2 separate regions of the Homo sapiens genome follow, and region 2 is linked to region 1. A link is an interaction called in ENCODE POLR2A ChIA-PET data of the cell type or tissue named here. Cell type or tissue: Caco-2. All regions are shown on one strand. Each heading gives the region's core, and the rest is flanking DNA. Links, peaks and the distances in the headings are about the cores only.

Region 1 (5,377 bases), core at 214-5,213:
GTCTCAATTCTGGCAGGCAGCAGAGACTGCTCCTGAACTGGACCAACTGAGCTTCTTCAGTCTGTGAACACTCAGGACTGGGAAGTGATATGGCAGGACCTCAGGCACTCTGACAAGCCCAGAGGGCTGGTTTCTTGCGGGAGAGCAGTAGATTTGGCTGCCAAGGTGCTTAACTGCATTTCTTCCTCCTGGGAAACATCCAGTATTGGCCTTTCATGTGGAAGGGGCTTCTGGAAGCTGGCGTTATCTCTGAAGAGGGAGGCCAGGCTTCCTCTCTTACCCCTGGGGAAACACAGCCTGGTTTGACCACCCCTTCTGCAGGAAGGGGGAAGAGGCTGACAATTTTCCAGGCTTTTCTGATGTTCTCACTAGCTAAGGCAGGTCTACCCTGCTGCCTGCCACAGTGCCTGGATTTCTACCGTCGCACCCATTTCTTCTCTTTCTTGTAATGTGGGTTCTGTATCAGATGATTTCACTAATGGGGGAGTAAAACCAGTGGCAGAGAAGAGAAATCTAGGTACCAGGATGGGGAGAGGAGTCCCAGGGAGAGGGTGGGAGAAGGAGCAGGGGAACAGGGAACTTTGTGAGTTCCTAAACTGGGCACCACCACACCACCAAATACAGCCAATGCATAGGTTTTGTTTGTTCCACACAATTTTATTTAAGAAATTACTGCATAAAGGCAGAAGTTCTGGGATTGACCATTCTATATTCTGTGTGGTATCCATTGTCTGGGGTTGAGTGTTGGGAACCCACTTTGGACCTCATTTAAGCTCTAGTTTATTACTGCTCTCTTTCTTTGAGTAGACCTCGTTTTTCCCTCCTCCTGCAGCTGGCCTGGATAGAAATAAATGAAGCTAAGGACAGAAGTTGAAGTAGCTGCTTACGGACCCCACAGCTCTGGGACAGTCTGAAACCAGGAGAAAAAGAGAATGTTTGGGGCCAGAGGGGAGTGGTCTCAAGGCCCCACAGAGTGAAAAAGCCAGTGGCCCCTCCAGGTCCTCACTGCTGCTTCCCATGTCTTCCAGGTCATTCCTGCACAGGACAGTCCACCATGGCCTCAGATCACCAGACCCAGGCGGGCAAGCCACAGTCCCTCAACCCCAAGGTGGGTACCTCTCAGAGGAGGGGGCATGCAATGCTCCTCCCCCAGACTTAGTTGCCCTTCTGTAAAATGGGCTTGGCATCTTTCTTCATGGGTACCCCCTCTCGACCCCTGCCCCTCTCTGGGACTCAGTCTCCTCTACCCACACAGTTGGAGCTGATACTGAAAGTCCCTCCCCAGCCCATAGCTGGCATGCTGGGATTCCCAGTACCAGCCTCTGGCTTTGGAGACTTCAGTTTCTCTCTCCCTTACCTGTTTTGCCACACCCTATTGTCTACAGGGCTCCCTGAAACTGGAGCAGACCCTCATTCTCAGTCAGAGATGGGATTAGTAGATGGAAGGTGGGTGTGAGTCCTGGCTCTGCACCTGCTGTGTGATCCGGGCCAATTATTTGATCCCTCTGAGCCTCAGTTCCATCTCTATAAAAGGAGGAGTCAGATTTATTGCACAGGGAAGTTGTGAGAGCCAAAGAAACCAGGCTCAGCCTAACACCCGGCCTGGGGTGCGCATCCACCTAACACCAGCAAATAATGCCGCCTTTGATTTCTCATCCACCTGTCCACCCAAGGGCGGCAGGATCTTATCCCAACGTCAGAGGCTTGTCACACCCAGTCTGCCCTCAAACCTCTATCTAGGCACGGCCACCTGACTGCCCTCCTGTGCCTCCCTGCTTTGGTAGCCCCGGGCACAGGTTCCTTCAGGAATGGCCCCTTTGTCTGACTCAGTGCCTCCTGGGCCAGGGAAGCCTGAGCAGATACAGCCCCTCACCTGCTCACCCCAATCTGTCCCTTTTAGGGCTTACTTTCCAGAAGAAGGACAGACAATAAATAAATGAATATATGATTTCCAGTAGTGAGAAGTGCTACAAACAATTGTAAACTAGGGGAAGGGGCTCCTGAGAGTCACAGTGGTTGTGTTAGCTCAGGTGGTCCAGGAGGGTCTCTCTGAGGAGCTGACTTTGAGCAGACACCTGGGTCAAGTGAGGAAGCGGCTATATGAAAATTGGGGGTGCCTTTGCCAGGCCGAGGTGGGAGGACTGTTTGAACCCAAAAGTTTGAGCCCAGCCTGGGCAACATAGTGAGATCCCATCTCCACAGAAAAATGAAAAATGGGGGTCAGGGTTGATGAGAGCATCCAGACAAAAGGAACAGCAGGCGCAAAGACTCCGAGGTGGGAATGAACTGGGTGAGTTTGGAAAAAAGCAAGAAGCTCTGTCCACTAGACCTATAATGTGAGCCACATAGGTAATGCAAAATGTTCTAGTAGCCACATCATAAAAAGTAAAAAGAAATAGGTGAAATTAATTTTCATATTACATTTTATGAAACCCAATATATCCAAAAGATGAGCATGTTAATGTATAATCAATATAAGAATTATTAGGCAGATATTTTACATTATTTTTTCCATTCTGAATTTTCAAAATATGATGTGTATGTTACGCTTATAGCACAGTATAAGTAATAATATGGACTAATTACATGTGCTCAGTAGCCATATGTTACTAATGGCTGCTGTGTGGGACAGTGCAGGCTTAAAGGATTGGATAATTTGTAAAATTTTGCCCTCTACTCTATTGATTAATAACAACGCTATTGAGCTCCTGGGTCCTCTGAGCTTCTGGGCTTTCAAATGCATGGAGAAACTGCTCTTCCTCACCTGCCTACCCCTATTCAGGTGGGCACCCCAGGCCTGCTACCTCAGAAACTGCATTTGATCAAGATCCCAGTGTTGTGTGCACAGGTTAGAGTCTGCAAAGTGCTGCTTCAATTTCATCTGCATCAGACAAGTCTGGGCTTCAATTTCAGCTCTTCCACTTATTCACGTGGGATCTGTAGCATGTCTTTTAATTAACATAATTATGTCTCCCACAAGCAGCGCAAATACTATGTGCTAACCACCCACAAGCCCTGGTCTCCCAGGCCAGGGTAATAATAAACTCTAGCCCCGAACTTCCACATTCTTGAGTCCCCATTTGACAGATGAGGGACCTGAGGCCCAGAGTATTGAATTGCTTTTTAGGTTTGTGCAACTGGATGTAACAGAGGACACATTGGAGCCCTTGTCTCCTGACCCTATCTCTGGCCGAGTCAGTGACCGTAAAGGGCTGGGTCACTGACTGTAAAGGCTGGATTGAGCCCGTGGAATTTGCCTCTAAGCCCTGTGCCTTTCCCTTTCTTTGTGTGGCTAATCCCAGGCCTGGGAGAGAGGGCTATGTTTACCCAGCCTGTGCTGACCGTGTCGATTCTGTAGCTGCCCCGACTGAGAGTGTGCTGACCTGAGCCCATCTTTTCATCCAGGGGCAGTTTGCTGGGGAAGTGTGGCTGGAAAACCTCTGCCTCCAAAATTCTCACTGGAGGCCGGGCGCGGTGGCTCACGCCTGTAATCTCAACACTTTGGGAGGCCGAGGCAGGCAGATCACGAGGTCAGGAGATCGAGACCATCCTGGCTAACTTGGTGAAACCCCATCTCTACTAAAAAAATACAAAAAAAATTAGCTGGGCGTGGTGGCAGGCGCCTGTAGTCCCAGCTACTCAGGAGGCTGAGGCAGGAGAATGGCGTGAACCCAGGAGGCGGAGCTTGCAGTGAGCCGAGATCGCGCCACTGCACTCCAGCCTGGGCGACAGAGTGAGACTCCGTCTCAAAAAAAAAAAACAAAAAACCTCACTGGAACCATGAAAGGTGGCAGCTAGCATCATGGTTAATGCTTGGATGTGGGATGTTGGGTGGGTCCCTTCACTTTGCAGAGCTTCAGTTTCCCTGATGGGGATCCCATGAGCCCCCTCCCTTGGGCTGATGAGAACATTAGGTTTGAGTGTTAGAATTTGCAACATGCTGCTTCCATTTCAGCTGCATCAGACAAGCCTGGGCTCCAGTTTCAGCTCTGCCACTTACTGGAATCTGTACCATATTTCTTAATTAACATAATTATGTCTTAATTATGTCATAATTAGTTCTCCCACAAGCAGAGCAAATACTGTGTGCTAACCATTATGCTCCCCTGAATCCTTCTAACAAACAATATCACAAGGCAGTTTCTCTCTTTGTTTCTTTTTCTTTTTAAAAAAATTAGAAGTGGGGTCTTCCCATCTTGCCCAGGCTGGTCTGGAACTCCTGGGCTCAAGCAATCCTCCCACCTCAGCCTCCCAAAATGCTGAGATTACAGGGGTGAGCCCACCACACCTGGCCTAGGTTCTGTCTTTATTTCCCATTTTACAGACGGGGAGACTGACGCTCAGAGAGGAGAAATGCAGGCTCAAGGTCCCACGGCTGCTTATAGCCAGAGCCAGGGCTGTTTGATTTTATGTTTGATTTGTCACTCTGGAGGTGAACCCTTCAGCATCCTTTGGGTTCTCTGAGCTCCCTCCCCACGTCTACCACCCAGTTCTCACTCCTCTTCATCGTGATGAGGGTCTGAGTCTCGCTTCCTCTTGCAGATCATCATCTTTGAGCAGGAAAACTTTCAAGGCCACTCGCATGAGCTCAATGGGCCCTGCCCCAACCTGAAGGAAACTGGCGTGGAGAAGGCAGGTTCTGTCCTAGTGCAGGCTGGACCGTAAGTACCTGGGTGGCCTCTCCTGGTCAGGGACTTTGGGTGAGGTGATCAAGTTGTGGAGTGGGGGAATCTACCCTTGCTCCTGTCTGCAAATCTGGGAACCAAGTTTTGGGGTCTGGCAGCCTATGGAGATAATTCATGCTTTGCAGTCAGATAGAGCTGGGTTCAAATCCAGGTTCCACCCCTTCTGGGTTGTGTGGTGTTGGACCAGGACCTTCCCCCTCTGAGCCTCAGTTTCCTCCTCTGTAGGATGAGGCTAACCATGTACTCTGGGGATGAAGGGAGAGGGTCATGTGGAAAGCCTGATACAGAGGTCAGCCACTTCCTCAAGGCAGGAAGATGGACATAGTGACTGATGAAGCTTTTAGAACTGCCAATCTCTGGCTCCAGGAGTGTCCTCACTCCTGGGAGGTTTAAGGCTGGATGTTCCAGCCCTGCATCCACTCCTCCCTTCCCGAATCCTGACAATGCTGGGTCTTTACAGATTTTTTGGCACACTTGGGGGCCAGGTCTCTATCCAAGAGAGAAGGGGAGCTGAATGGTTGGCTCACCTTATGTGATGTAGCTGAGCATAGTCCTATGTGAGCCTGCAGAGTCTGGGACACAAAACCACAGTTTCTCTCGTCACTCCTTCTCTGTAAAAGCCTCAGGATGTAGGAATGTCCGCTGGTGGCCAGTAAGTCAGATATGGCTGGAAATCCTAAGGTGACCTATAC
Region 2 (5,377 bases), core at 265-5,264, 62 kb after region 1:
TGGGCGGGCATGAGAACGCATGGAGCTGGGGGCAGGAGGTCGGAGCAGCGAACGAGGAGGAGAAGGAGTAGGCGGAGGCCGAAGGAGAGGTGGGGGAGGAAGAAGAGGAGGAGGAGGAGTCCCTTGTGGCCACCCCGAAGGGAGGGAGGGCTACCGTAGAGACTTGGTCGAGAGGCGCGGGACAAGCCTGGCCGCTGGGACTGTGCGCTGAGGTGCACCGACCGTCGGGCCGCGAGCTCCCCGCAGACCCTCGCGGAATGAGCTGGGGGGCGGCGCGCGAGGCGGCGGAGCGGAAGGCGCACTGCGACCCCGGCGGGCTACAGCCTGCGGCGCTTGCAGGGCGCTGGTGGGGCGCGCCGAGCAGGGGCTGCCCTGGGGCTGCCCCAGTCCCACCAGGTCGGGGCTCAGCTGGCGGCGGCGGCGGCGGTGGCGGCAGCGCGTCCCATCCGGGTCCGAGTAACCGCCGCCGCCGCCAAAACTCGCCAACGTGGCGGACCCGGAGGCTGTGCTGGCAGATGCCAGTTACCTGATGGCCATGGAGAAGAGCAAGGCGACTCCGGCCGCCCGCGCCAGCAAGAGGACCGTCCTGCCCGATCCCAGGTACCAGCTGCCCCGGCCCGCGCTGGTCCCCACGCCGCCGTCCCCAAGCGGCCGTCAGCGACCTCCTGCGTCCGGGAGGGTCGGGCATTGAGTCGTCGCTGTCCTGGGTGCGGGTGACACCGCGGAACTGGCGATGCGGGGCCGGCCTCCCCGTTCCAGTCTCTGAAATGGGGCATCGGATGGCCGGTGGGGGGGACTCCGGGAGAGAGCGCTCCAAAGTGCCCAGCGCGGCGCCCTGCGCGCAGCGAGCGCCCCAGGGAGGGGCTGGTTATGACTTGGCTGGACCAGCTCCATCCCTGTCGCCCCCTCCCCCCGGCCCTGTCCTGTCCTGTCCCATCCCCGTGGTTCTTCCTGTTGCATTGGTGTGGTCCCTGTGGGCTCGTTGCCTGTCACTCCTTTGCGCTCCTTCTTGGTCGCTGCTTCTTCCCCGGCTCTGTGGTCCCCCTTTCCAACTCCATCCCCTCAGCTCCCTCTGGGCCGCTTATCTGGGGACTGCAGGCTTGTTGCTTACTGTCCGAGGTAGTTAAACTGCTGTTTTCAGTGCTTGTTCTTCTTGAAGTCCCTAAGTCTAGTCACCTTCTTAGGCTCTTCTTCTATTTTGTGCCCAGGCAGGATTTTTGACCCACTCAATAATCTTTTTGGTGCCACGTGTGTCACCTGAGCTGCTTTTCTCAACTTGCAGATCTACTGGTGGCACTTTATTAAAAAATTGAAATGGGATTCATTTAAAAAGGCACTTGAATGGATGATTCCAGACAGGAATTTGTTGTTAAATTATCAAAGGAGGGCCCGATTGAATTGGCGAGGGGTTTGGTGAGGTCCATACCAAGTTGCAATTTTCTCTCAGATGATTTATAATTAAGGAACTAGTAAAATTTTTTGCTAGTTCATATCATTAGCACTTCCCCAGAAAAAATAGTTCTTCAGGTTAGTAGTGAGTTTTAAATAGTGTATTAAAGCTTCAGTGATGGTTTTTTTTTTTTTCTCTAGCTCCTTTCCTAATTAACACCATCATGAGTTGTACAGCTAATGTGATTCCTTGATGCTAAATAGCTCTTGGAATTTGATGCTCAAAAGAGGCATCTTGTTTATGGTGAATTTGAAACCATGCAATTCTATAAAATATTGGAATCTAAACCAAAGTTATTGTCCATTTGAAATCATCAGGCCTTCAAGCGTTAGGCGCCCAAGATTGCTTAAATGTTACCTAATGCTAAGTGATCATCACATGATTTTTTTTACAAGTCCATCTATGAGCCCTATGATACAGAAAATACCAGTCCCCTTGTTATTTTTGAAAAGCTAAATTGTGCAAATGAAGACATGCTTGCTAGATATTTTGGGCTTGCTTTTCTCCTTAGCCCATGCCTCTTGTTGGTTTTGCAGGATGTGCTACTCTTTGATAGGCAATGCCAAGTAGTGAAAATGAGGGAAAAGTGCAAACCTTTCTTCAATGTCATGAGTTTAACATCCCTATTCCAGAGTGTAGCATATCTGAAGCTAATTGAAAAAAATCAATGCTGCTTAAAATTTCCAGCAAATGGGAAACTTAGAGAACAAGAACTCCTATATCAAACCTAAATTTCACCGAAGAAACTGTATATTTCTATAAATGTGGTAGAAAAAGGCTTAATTCCTTTTTCTCTTGCCTTTCCTAGTGTCCCCCACCACCACCACCCAAAGTCAGGGAGTCCTAAATATTGTAGGGTTTCTAGATATAAAATTGATGAATCTCAACTCATGGGCAGTTATTTTTGGGGGGTGTAGTTTTTTGTATTTAGTCGAGGCGGGGGTTTCACCATATTGGCCAGGCTGGTCTCGAACTCCCGATCTCAGGTGATTCACCCACCTCAGCCTCCCAGAGTGCTGGGATTACAGACGCGAGCCACCGTGCCCAACTGAGATTTGTTTTAAAATGCTTTAAAAACTGGAGGTGGGATAAGTGGTGATAGTGGCTCATGCCTGTAGTTCCAGCACTTTGGGAGGCCGAGGCGAGCAGATCAGTTGAGACCAGCTTGGGCAACACACCAAAACCTCATATCTATGAAAATTAGAAAAATTAGTTGAGCAGAGTGGCACACACCTGTAGTCCTAGCTGCTTGGGAGGCTGAGGTGGGAGGATCACTTGAGTCCAGGAGAGTGAGGCCGCAGTGAGCTGAGATGGCACTACTGTACTCTAATCTCAGCAACACCGTGACTCTGCCTCAAAACGAAAAAGAAAAAAAAATGGAGGGCGGGGTAGGGAAAAGTAGCAGATTACAATCTTGGTAACTTCCAATGAGGTGCTGAGTGATGGGTCTAGGTGTTCACTACATTATATCCTTTTGCATGTTTGAAAACTTTTGCAATAATTTTTCAAAACAGTAGAGAAGATGGCCAGGTGTGAAGATCACAGCTGTGTCCCTGCAGGGCTAATGGAAGCCTCAGTTTTCCCAATGTCATGTGTAATAGCACTGGTGACTTAAGATGTACTATATAATTTCTATGACAGCATCATACACAGATGCAAGATGCAAGTGTACTGCATCTCAAACAACTTAGATTGATGGGAGGATGATGTGTTTTTTGGAAACTGCATTAGATGACTCAAAAAGAGGCTCTGTGACACTGATTACAAAGATGCGGGTAGAGTTTTAAGAGGCTCGTTTGCAACCTAAGAGTCCCGACTAATCCAACCAGAGTGGACAGATTTACAACTTCTTGACCTGAAGGCTTGCTGTAGAAGGATGAGAAAAAAAAAAAATGCAAGAAGGCTATTGAAAGTAGAAAGCACAGTAAGAGATCATACTTCAGAAAACGATGATCTGTTTACTTCCTGAGTGCAAAAGACTTCACTGACTTCATTCAGATCATGGGTATCTATTAAATCGCGGCTCTGATGTTTAAATTTAGCAGAAAAAAAAAAGTAACCCATGGTCTTTAAAATAATCTACCCTCTAAGCATACTATCCATGCCTAAGGAAACCTTGCAATGTAAGTCTCTCTTATTAAAATTATGTTAACAGCTATTTTTTAATTACTTGAATATTAATTTGTGAAAATATTTCAAAATAATCATTTTAAAATGTTTCATGGCCGGGTGCGGTGGCTTATCATGCCTGTAATCCCAGCACTTTGGGAGGCCGAGGCGGGTGGATCACCTGAGGTCAGGAGTTCGAGACCAGCCTGGCCGACATGGTGAATCCCTGTCTCTACTAAAAATATAAAAATTAGCCAGGTGTGGTGGTGGGCACCTGTAATCCCAGCTACTCAGGAGGCTAAGGCAGGAGAATCACTTGAACCCTGGAGGCAGAGGTTGCAAAGAGCCGAGATCACACCACTGCACTCCAGTCTGGGCGACAGAGCGAGACTCTGTCTCAGGAAAAAAAAAAAAAAAAAAAAAAGGCCGGGCCCTGTGGTTCATGCCTGTAATCCCAGCACTTTGGGAGGCCGAGGCAGGTGGATCACGAGGTCAGGAGATCAAGACCATCCTGGCTACCACGGTGAAACCCCGTCTCTACTAAAAATACAAAAAATTAGCTGGGTGTGGTGGTGGGTGCCTGTAGTCCCAGCTACTTGGGAGGCTGAGGCAGGAGAATGGCGTGAACCTGGGAGGTGGAGCTTGCAGTGAGCCAAGATTGTGCCCCTGCACTCCAGCCTGGCCAACAGAGCGAGACTCCATCTCAAAAAAAAAAAAAAAAAAAAAAGTGTGTTGCTCTAAAACAGGCCTCACTAAGTATTTTTGTGTACTTTTTTCTTTGTTACTGTCATCCATTGTCGTTCCATTAGGTTATTTGGGGCAGGCTAACAGGACTTACACGATCCTTCCTGAGAGGTCCCCTTGGTTTCTCTCACTTCAGCCTTGCCCGTGGTCCCTTAGATTCTGTCGTTGAGCTGTAGTGACCTGGGTTCTGGGGCACCCTGCAGTTGCCCCTGTGGAGGCTGACCCGTCACACTGTGTTGGGACTGTCTGTGTCCTCTCCTAACAACCCCTCTGGACATGGGCTCCTTGAAGGCAGGGGATGAGTGGGGTTCACTGTGTATTCTGAGGGTCAGATTCAGTGTCTGGCTCAGGGTAAGGATGCAGCATCTATCTTTTGAATGAGCGAATGGGTGAATAAACAGATGGATTGTCTTTTCCTTTTCTTCCCAATGAGTCTATGTATTTAATAGCCTGTATTAGACATAGCTAATATACCAAGTATTTGACTCTTTAGAGAGAGCTGTGGCAAAGATTTGGTTCTTCAAATGGCGTGAGATCAGAAATTCTTGAATTCATTTGAATGTGCAAAAATATTGTATAGGTTATAACATCATATTTCAACCCCAAATTTGGACAGATTTGGCACTATAGCTTTTATAAACTATGAAAAATAGTTTTCTCTAAACAATGCTACGGCAGCTTATGTGAGAAAAATACTAGAGAAAAGCTAATGATTTATTAATGAGTAAGGAAATATGCAAATATGAAACTAGAATCGACTGGGGGCAGCAGTAGGGAGGTGGGAGTAAATGCCTAAAATCTTTGGGAGTACTTTTTCTGGAAGACTTTGATTTGTTTTGAAAAGTGGCTTTGAAAGCTCTGCTTTAGCCATGTGGTAGTTCCCCCATATCTGTAGTTTTGCTTTCAGCAGTTTCAGTTGTCCGGAGTCAATCGAGGCCTGAAAATATTACATGGAAAATTCCAGAAATAGATAATTGCTAAGTTTTAACTTGCATGCCATTTTGACTAGGAAGATGAAATCTTGCACCATTCTGTCTGGAACGTGATTCCTTTGTTCAAGGAATCCTCAGTGTA

What was found. ChIA-PET counts read pairs that join two places held together with the same protein. Peaks named below come from ENCODE experiments on the same cell type or tissue, not always from the same donor. Only the 100,000 strongest peaks of a DNase experiment are listed, where the experiment ranks them.
Region 2: POLR2A ChIA-PET joins it to region 1 with 11 read pairs; 2 of 35 experiments call an interaction of 5 or more read pairs at or near these places.

Annotation. Positions count from the first base shown.
Region 1 is chr22:25,220,376-25,225,752 of GRCh38, forward strand. CRYBB2 (crystallin beta B2) reads left to right here. Exons shown (of 6, transcript NM_000496.3): 2 at 1,029-1,108; 3 at 4,543-4,661. The coding sequence starts at 1,055. Among named protein-coding and RNA genes, the nearest start is that of CRYBB2, 3.4 kb to the left of the region's middle. In Caco-2, for the core only: no CTCF peak of the experiment used is centred there; a DNase peak (open chromatin) is centred at 3,266; H3K27me3 peaks cover 421 bases.
Region 2 is chr22:25,282,456-25,287,832 of GRCh38, forward strand. LOC105372969 (a long non-coding RNA gene) reads right to left here and starts at 611. Exons shown (of 3, transcript NR_188583.1): 1 at 527-611. RefSeq lists enhancers at 1-242, 243-1,175. In Caco-2, for the core only: no CTCF peak of the experiment used is centred there; no DNase peak of the experiment used is centred there.